2 separate regions of the Mus musculus genome follow, and region 1 is linked to region 2. Evidence: chromatin contacts called from ENCODE Hi-C or POLR2A ChIA-PET data. All regions are on one chromosome and are shown on one strand. Each heading gives the region's core, a stretch centred on a gene start or an enhancer-like site at or near the end of the contact. The rest is flanking DNA. Distances are from core to core; before and after follow the strand shown. Region 1 holds the start of Sar1a (secretion associated Ras related GTPase 1A). Region 2 holds the start of D830039M14Rik (RIKEN cDNA D830039M14 gene).

Evidence for each region. A loop is a pair of places that touch in the nucleus more often than their neighbours do. ChIA-PET counts read pairs that join two places held with the same protein, here RNA polymerase II (POLR2A).
Region 1: POLR2A ChIA-PET joins it to region 2 with 12 read pairs in embryonic stem cell. The contact joins the promoter of Sar1a here to the promoter of D830039M14Rik in region 2. A Hi-C loop is called at or near these places in 4 of 37 maps with a recorded cell type or tissue (CH12F3, heart and v-Abl transformed pro-B cells). POLR2A ChIA-PET finds 5 or more read pairs at or near these places in 2 of 5 experiments (Patski and embryonic stem cell).

What each region holds. Positions count from the first base shown.
Region 1 is chr10:61,678,565-61,682,922 of GRCm38, forward strand. Sar1a (secretion associated Ras related GTPase 1A) reads left to right here and starts at 1,721. Exons shown (of 7, transcript NM_009120.3): 1 at 1,721-1,849. 1700022H01Rik (RIKEN cDNA 1700022H01 gene) reads right to left here and starts at 1,726. Exons shown (of 2, transcript NR_126477.1): 1 at 1,575-1,726.
Region 2 is chr10:61,473,738-61,478,039 of GRCm38, forward strand. It overlaps D830039M14Rik (RIKEN cDNA D830039M14 gene), which reads right to left and starts at 2,944. Exons shown (of 1, transcript NR_166099.1): 1 at 1,490-2,944. Lrrc20 (leucine rich repeat containing 20) reads left to right here and starts at 2,096. Exons shown (of 5, transcript NM_153542.1): 1 at 2,096-2,152.

The sequences.
Region 1 (4,358 bases), core at 471-2,970, 200 kb after region 2:
ATGTACTTTTTAGCTTGGTGACCTCATGACTGAGACCTCACCAGACCCTCCTGTAGCTTTAGACCCATTTTTATGAAATGCCTGGTATCAAACTCTGGAAGTTGGAACCAACACTGGCTAACTAAGTCGCACTCACTTGCTTTCCTTCTTAGTTCACAGGAACCATTCCTTTGCCAGCCCTGGCATTTGCAGAGACTGCCCTCCCCACCCCACTTTCTGTGGTTCTGGAACTTGAACTCAGGTTGTCAGTCTTGATCTTTGAGCAGTGTGACTGCTAATCTTGGTTGTCAAGTTGATCACATCTGGAATTAACTAAGATGAAAGCAGCTGGTCACACCTGTGAGGGATTTTTCTTGATCGGATCATATGAAGTGGGAAGACCCACCCTAAATCTGGGCCACACTCTCGAGTGGCAGCCCACATAAAAGGACATGGAAGGAGGAGGCGTTTGCTTTTTTGCCTGCTTGCCCTCACTCTCCCTGGCAAGTTCATCTGTTCTGTTGTTGAGGCATCCCTCCATTGATATTAGGACCTACTTCTTTGGGATTCCAACTTCGACTGAAGACTACTGGCTATGTAGTAGTTCCCTAGATTCTCAGCATCAGATTGGGACTGCTGAGCCTATCAGTCTGGTATGGTCTGAACCATTACCCAACTCTTGGCCTTCCCATTGGGAAACAACCAATTGTTGGACTACTCAGACCACAGCCTGTAAGCCACTCTAATAAATCCTCTTAACGATATATTGGGGTTAGAGAGATGGCTGAGCAGTGAAGAGCACTGGATGGTCTTCCAGAGGACTTGGGTTCAATTCCCAGCAGAGATATGCTCACTAGAATCTCACCATGGTCTATAACTCCCGTTCCAGGAGATCTGACACCCTTTTGGTCTCTGCAGGCAACAAACATGTACATAGTACAGACATTCATGCAAACAAAACACTTGTAAATATTTTTTAAGTTGCACATGTATAATTATTCTATCTCTGTTCCTTATTTATTCGTTTGTTTAAGACAGGGTATCGCCGTGTAACTCTGGCTGGCCTGGAACTCAGAGATCCATAGACATTAGCTTCCCAAGGGCTGGCATTAAAGGCGTGCATCACAATGCGGGGCCAGTTGTGGTTCCTCTGAGAGCCCTGGCTAAAACAGTAGGCAAACCTACCTTGACCTGATGGATGAGCTATTTTGCAAGCCCCAGTTAACTGATTTGTTCAGTGGAGCTATTAATACGTACTGAGGGTTAAACCAGATGAAGGATCCCAAGCAGTCAGGGTACTGCCCAAAACTGCTCATTAAACTCTTGTTGCTTTTATTTAGAAAGCTGAAAAATAGAAACGCTATCCCAAGGCGGGGAAAACAACTTAAAACGATGACTAGGTGACATCCACCTAGGTTGAGGTCTCCAAAGTCAATTCTACTGTCCTAGACTCTACTGATATCTGGCAGCCTCCGCTTCTGATGTCCGGCGCGCGTCTGAAAACATACTGGGATCGGAAGCCCCAGGCTGCTTAAGTAGCTGCTTAAGTTGGGGACAGAAGCCCAGGCCGCCTGACAGACGCTGCCACGTCTTACCCCGCTTGAGAGCCTCCACAGAGCGGGCGGAGCCTCACCCCGAGCGTACGTCACTCCTTAGGCCCGCCTCTCCGCGGCCAGAGTGGCTGTTAGGGCGGTACCCACAGCCCGGACGGCGTGACGCGTCGAGGGGGCGGGGCACGTGCGTGCCCGGAAGTCTCAGGGAGGGGCGTGACGTACATCCGGCGCGTAGCTGGCGGACCCGGGGACTGCTGGTCTGTGTGCTCTGAGGGAGGGTCGCGCCGCCAGCCACCGCCGGAGGAGCCCCTCGGGCCGTGAGTCGGGGCCCCAGCGGAGGAGGTGGCGGTGGGGCAGCGGGCCCGGGACGGGCCACAGCGAAGGCCGGGGCGCGGGGCCGCCGCGGAGGGGCTGGGTGGGGGTGCAGTGACACGCAGGCGGTTCCGCGGGCCGGCTCTGGGCGGGGACGGGCTGCGGGGTGGCGTGGCGGCGGTCGGGGTTTTTTTTGGGGGAGGAGACGGCTTCGTGGCCTCCATAGCGGAGGAGTCTGGTTCCTCGGTGAGGATAGCTGGAGCCCTGGCACTCATCCTTGCGTTCTGCAGATCGTGGCCCTCGAGTAGCGAGTGGGCGCTCGAGCCCCACGTTCAGCCTCTGGGTATCCGATGCCCTGTCTGGAACCCATGGTCTCTCCCTCCACCAACACCCCACTCCCATCCACCCTTTTTATTTTTCCTGTGCATGGAAAAATTCCCTCTTGGGCGATTATCGTAGATGAATGTTTTCTTCGTCATTTTTACCCAGGTGAGAATGGTACCGACCAATGGTACCATTGGTAGTCGTACCCTTTCTCAGTATCCTCCCTCACTGGGTGTTTCTTCAGTACCTGGGCACTGTCCGCTCAGGTTGAGAAGGGAGGGTTAGGGGGGAATTGTCAGGAAGCTGATCTTTGACATTCACCTTGCAGCTACGTAGACTTTCTTAGTTAATAGCCAGCTGCCTTCTATCCCAGATTCACCCGGAGTGAATATGTTTGAGAGTACGTTTTTTATTGCTTGATGGTCTTTCTGGCACTTGTTTGTTCCCATCTTGATATTTGCACGGTTTTTACTTAAGGTTCATGAATTGTGTTGTTGGTTTTAATATTCTTAACATTCCATAGATGATAGAGTAGACGAAGAATAGAAAATAGTGTGTTCTTAAGATTATCGTCTGTGTAGGTGGTAGGTTAAGGAAGAAAGTTACCTTTTACCCTTTTGGAAGTCTTATGATTGGAATTTAATATTAGCAGGAAAAGGGCTTTGGTTTTAGGTGAGAGGCTTTTCTTCTTAAATACCTTATTTTTATTTGATGTGAATTGTTGTTTTACCTCCATGTGTGCCTGTGTGAGATCCCCTAGAGATGAAGTTACAGTTCTGAGCCGCATGTGGGTGCTGGGGCTTGAACCCAGGGCCTCTGGGAGAGCAGTTGGTACTCTGAACCTCTGATCCGTCTCTCCTGGCTTTTGGAACTGATGCTTTTGACCGCACAGTCTTGAACAGGACAGGGAGCCTAAAGAGTGTCCTCGTCTTCATCTTGGCTTGCTAGAGTTGGTGGGAGGATGAGATGAAGGTATTTGTGCTGGTGCTGTATAAATTCTAAGGTTGCTGGTGGATGAATTGGTTCAGATCCCGAGATCTCAAGGACAGTGTCAGCAAGGCCATTTCTTCAGCTTTGGGCAGCAGTACAGCCCAACTCTGGGCTCTGAGAGGAGTACTACTTTTTTTTTTTTTTAAGATTTATGTATTTATTTTATGTATATGAGTACACTGTAACTGTTAGACACACCAGGAGAGGGCATCGGATCCCATTACAGATGGTTGTGAGCCATCATGTGGTTGCTGGGAATTGAACTCTGGAAGAGCAGTCAGTGCTCTTACCCACTGAGCCATCTCTCCAGTCCCAGTACTACTTTTTAACATCACTGAAGAATTCATTCTAATACTTTTCCTTATCATTTTGGTAGGAAGGCTTTTAAAACAAGAACTGGGAAGGAAAATAAATTGGAAAATGAAAGTAAGTCAGTTACGTTACCACTTAAAAAAATCCTCTAAAGTATCACATTTGTAGAATTAACCAGGCTGAGAATATTTGCTTTCCTTTTCTTTGTTTTTGTTTTTGTTTTTGTTTTTTGTTTGTTTGTTTGTTTTGTTTTGTTTTCCTTTGAAACAGAGTGTCACTATGTAGCCTACTTTGGCTTGGTGAAGCTGCAACACACTAAAGCTCCTCTTCCTGCCTCAGCCTCTCAGGTGCTGTGGTCAAAGCTTTCACACCCATGTCCATCTTGGGAATTCTTCTAAAGAGATGTGGCTAAAAACAAAGTGCTGGACTATTGGCAGCAAACCAGTGCACATGAATTAGACTTGTTGGGTGTAAGAGGCCACAGTAGGCCACAGCCTGTTAAAGATGAACTGGGTCTCTCCTGGAATAAAGTGAGAGATAAGGGAGGATGTCTGGCTAGGGGGACTGTAGAAGAAAGATGTATTGTTTTATTTACTCAATAAACTTGAATTTAAACATGTATTTGTTACTGGCTTCTTAAAGTGCTAAGTTGTGCAGGTTTGTCAGTGCCAAGAATCGAACCCAGGGCCATGCATTTTAGCTAAGAATCCCTTGCTTGCACTGAGCTATGCTCCCAGCCTCCCCTCCATACGTTTTTTTTTTTATTTTTTTCTTGGTGATGGGACCTCATGATTCAGGCTGGCTTCAATTCATTGTATGGGTGAGACACCAGCATTTTTGTTTTGGGTTTTTTGTTTGTTTGTTTGTTTGTTTGTTTTTGAGACAGGG
Region 2 (4,302 bases), core at 1,694-4,193:
CCTTTCATCCTTTATGCTCAACAACTTGGAAAAGCAAGGACTGAAACAGCAGCCCTCTATCGGCTGCTGAGAGGCATGAGACCTGAGCTGTTTGGCTCTGAGAGGTGTGACAAGCTGAACTGTCTGGAAAGTTATTAATAGACACAGGCCCTGGGATCCTAAGCCTCAGAAGACTGTGAACCAGGAGGCTTTCTGACAAAGTCCAGTGCATGTAGCAGTGAGCCAGAGGTTGTTCTGGTGAGGTGAGGTGAGGACCACAGCTGAAGTTGATCTCTGATTTCGACTTACATGTGTATGTGCCTGTGCTCACAGATGAACACCACACACACACGGACATGGACACACATACACTTTTTTAAAAAAAGTCAATTCAAAGGGGTCTGTCAGGAACCTCAACAGGACAAACTCACTAGGGAAAATAGTACCTGTTCTAGAATCAGGTCACTTCAGAAACAGCAGAGGGCCTGCCTAAAATGTAGCCAGCTGAGTGGTCCTTGTGCCCATTGTTTATTGTCATATGAGTGTCCTCTGCTTCGTTAGGCAATGAGTCATCATTAAGCAATGTATCTTGTCTCCTTTCACAGAGTTCTCAAGGATGGAGAAGCAGAAAGGACTCTAAGAGCCCAGGCCATTATATCCCTAATGGGAGGTGTTGGGTTATGACTAGTTTATTGCTTAGCCTGGTAGGGAGGGGCCTAGTGAACCTGGTCAGTTTCAGGGACTTCCTGAAGCTAATTTGAGTTTGTTTACCTTCCTCTTTAAGGAGGTTCCCAAAGCTATTTTAAGTGCTTATTGCTTAAGGAGCTTCCTACAGGAAGCAGTGTTTTTGGAAACTGTTACACAACAGGAGATCTGTGAAGTGGCTACATTTTAGAAGCTGTGGTCCTGGTGGCTAGTCTGGCAGCCGTGAATACAAATTACTCAAAAGAACAGCAGCATCTTTTGCTAGTCTGATTTACTGACTAGAAATTTAGTGACACAAAAGGGTTAAAATGTTGCAGGTCCAGAGCCAGACTGGCATTTTGTGGCATCTTTATGTCCTTTAACAACTACTGATTGCTCTGCCCTCTACTTGGCTTAACATCTTTGTAACTATCCAGTAAGTCAGAGTGCAAGAACAGATCTCTAGTTTCCGATCAACCAAAGGGCTAAGAATGCTCTCAGGCTAGCATCTGGGGCCTATAGCTGAGATCTTTTTCTCCTTTGCTGTAGCCTGTTTACCTGATATCCTCACCAATACAATTGAAAAGTGCCTTGTTTTTACGTTTTTCTTTGTTCTTCATTAAGAGGCTGGAGAGACAGCTACACCGTTCCTTTGCAAGGGTTGTCCAATCATGTACAGGATGGTTCATAGCTGTTTGCAACTCCAATCCCAGGAGATTTGACCCCTCTTTTGGCCTCTGAGGACACCAGACACATAGGTGGTGCACAAATACACACGCGGGCAAACACGCATAAAATAACTAAAAAAAAAAAAAAAAAGCACAAAATAATTCACAATTTTTATCAAACTGTTACCATGTTGGGACATGGAATAACCTGTATTTGTGTTCCCGGGCTAGGGTCGCTCCTATTTGGCTCTAGGATAAGCCATCTCTGATCCCCTTTGAGGTGAGAGTTGTGTTTTTGCGTCGCAGCAGCGCTGGACTCCACAGTCCCTTCATCAGTTCTCACAGCGACCCGTGAAGCAGGTAGACTTTAGTTCCATGTTTACTTTAGTCTGAAGAGATGAAGTTACAGTGCGGCTTCAATTAGCGTTTCTTTGCGTTTTCCAAAGTTCCCCGATCTGCTGAACCCGGCTCATCCGTGGAATTAAAAACAAAATAAAATCCAGCCTGGAGAAGCATCCTACACAAGAAGATGCAGGGCCCCGCCCCTAGCGCGCTGGCTTTGCCGACTCCACACAAAGCGGTTCCTCCCTTGGTTCCCGAGCGCGCAGGAGGAGTTGCGCGCTGATTGGTGCGCGCGGGCGGAGCGCTGGCCCCTCCCCGCCCTGGGTCGTATCCTGGTGTCACTATTGGCTGAGCGGCCGTGCGCGCTGAGCTCCCTGCCCCTTTGGCTCCGCCCCTCGGGCTCAGAACTTGCACCGGGTGCCGTCGGTCGCCGCGGGAGCGTGAGTGCTGGGCGCTGGGCTCTAGGACGCATTGTCGCCGTAAGTGCTGCCTCCAGCGGCCCACAGGCTTCGCGCCGCGCTGAATAACGGTGGCCAGAGGCCGAGCGTGGCAGGGGCAGAAGGGAAAGCACTGGGCTTGGCCGTGTCCCTTCCCCTCCCCCAGCACACCTGGTAGCACCGAGTCATGGCTCGGGCGGTGCCCAGAGGTCATGGACTATCGCTTGCGGTAGTGGGAGGCTCGTGGTTAGAGCTCTCGGACAGCCCGGCTTCCGTCTCCCCAGTGAGACGCCCTTGCCCATCGGGAGAGGCAGCTGCGCATGTCACTTGGGAGTGTGCCTCTCCGCCCCTGGCAGCGTGGGACGCCCCCGGCCTCTGCGATCACCAGCGTCCCCCCTCTGCTTGCTCCATTTGTCCCAGTTCCTGTCTGCCAGGCCAGCGCGAGGCTGGAGACGAGCAGCCACTGGCTGTGAGAATGGGGTCCAGGGATCCTGTCCTTGGCCACTGTGTACTGTCGGTACAGTCTAAGGATGCTCACGCGGGGCTCCCCAACTCTAAAGCTGAGCTGCGAAACCAGGCGCCAACGTGTCCAGCTCATTGCCCCAGCGGGCTCTTTCCCCTGGGTGAGAAAGTGGGTCATCTCTGCTCTGGTCTCGAGTGGACCTTTGGGACTGTTGGGGTGTGATTAGCATTGTGCCCCTTACCTCGCCACATCAGCTCTTGGCTTCAGCAGGGTCCCGAAGTCTGTCTGGAGCCAGCGGAGCCAGCGGTGGGGCAGATCGTGCGCATGGCTGCGGAGGCTCCGGTTGCCCCGCAGAGCGGCTGCCAGGCTCTAAAGTTCCCAGTTGACCACAACAGTAACTAAATATAGGACCAGCTGGTGCGGCCGGAGTGTCGCAGTGGCTCCTTTGCAGAGATCTTAGGGCTGCAGATAATGAAGTTGAGTTCTGACCCTTAAAGACTGGGTCATTGCCATGGTCAAGGTTTAAATACCTCAGCCCCAAGTTTGGAATTTAGGTGAGATCAGTTTCAGATCTGCCAGAGAAATTATACAGTGTTCACAATCATAGCTTCCTCAAAGCAGAATAGCACACTCACCTTCAATTTATTATATGCAAACTTCCTGTCTGTCCTTGTTTGATGACCTAATAGTTGGTCCTGGCTTAATGCAGGAAGCCCTTAATGGCTTGCAGAGTCTTTTCTTAGAAGTGATTTTTTTTCAGTTAATTTTTATTAACAGTTTCATTGAGGAAGGTGATGTTTCCATCTCACAACTGGGGCTGCCCCACAACATTGAGAGCTTTCCAGAATTCTGCTTGCATTAGTTAGGCTCCTCAGGAAGGCCTCCAGAGGTCTGGAACAGACCGCAGGCCTTCTCTGTGGCTTGTCTTTATCTACCTGTTGCTGGCACCCTATGGGCCCTTCTTCTGGGGTCATGCCACAGGCCTCACCCCCAGGCTGTGCAGGCATATAACTGGTTCATTTTGTCTCCCAGTGGGAAGTTTGTATCATCAGGCATGTCCAACCAGTGGGCCTGGTTTGTCCCAGGAGAGCTATAAGTGCAGCTTAATAGACATGCAATTTAAAAATGCTGTGGTTGCAGTATCATTCTAGTCCACACCCAATCTCTCTCTCTCTCTCTCTTTATTGTCCAGCATGGCTTTTATAGATGGTGACCAGAAGATTTCAAATTTAAACATATCCTGGGGCTGTGTTACAAACTGGTGGTGGGAGGGCACAGGTGAGCTGTCTTGTTCTGTAGCTCAGGCTGACCTGGGACTTGGGGTCCTCCTGTTTCAGTTTTCCTTGTGCTGGGGTTATAGGTATTTGCCACCATGTCTAGTTTCCTTGAAAATTTCTGAGTCTCCCCTATCCAGAGTCTGGGATAGGTGGCCCTGGTTGTACGGGAGCAGCATGGGCCTATGTGTCGGGCCCATGTGGGCCCATTGCTCCTGTTTCTCCCTGACTCTCTGCCACCACCATCCTTATGTGGTAGATTGACTGTATTCCTGCTTCTAGGAGCCTAGAACCTAGACTTGTGGGGCCGGCCTGGGATCTGTGGATTGTTCTGGTTGCAGAGGGGTGCCCAGTGCCTTGATTGTCCAAAGAGTGCTGATGTGCGTGCAGGCAGCTTGTGAATGGGCTCAGATCGTTTATGTAGATGTGGGGGCAGCCCACAGCCTGGTCTCTTG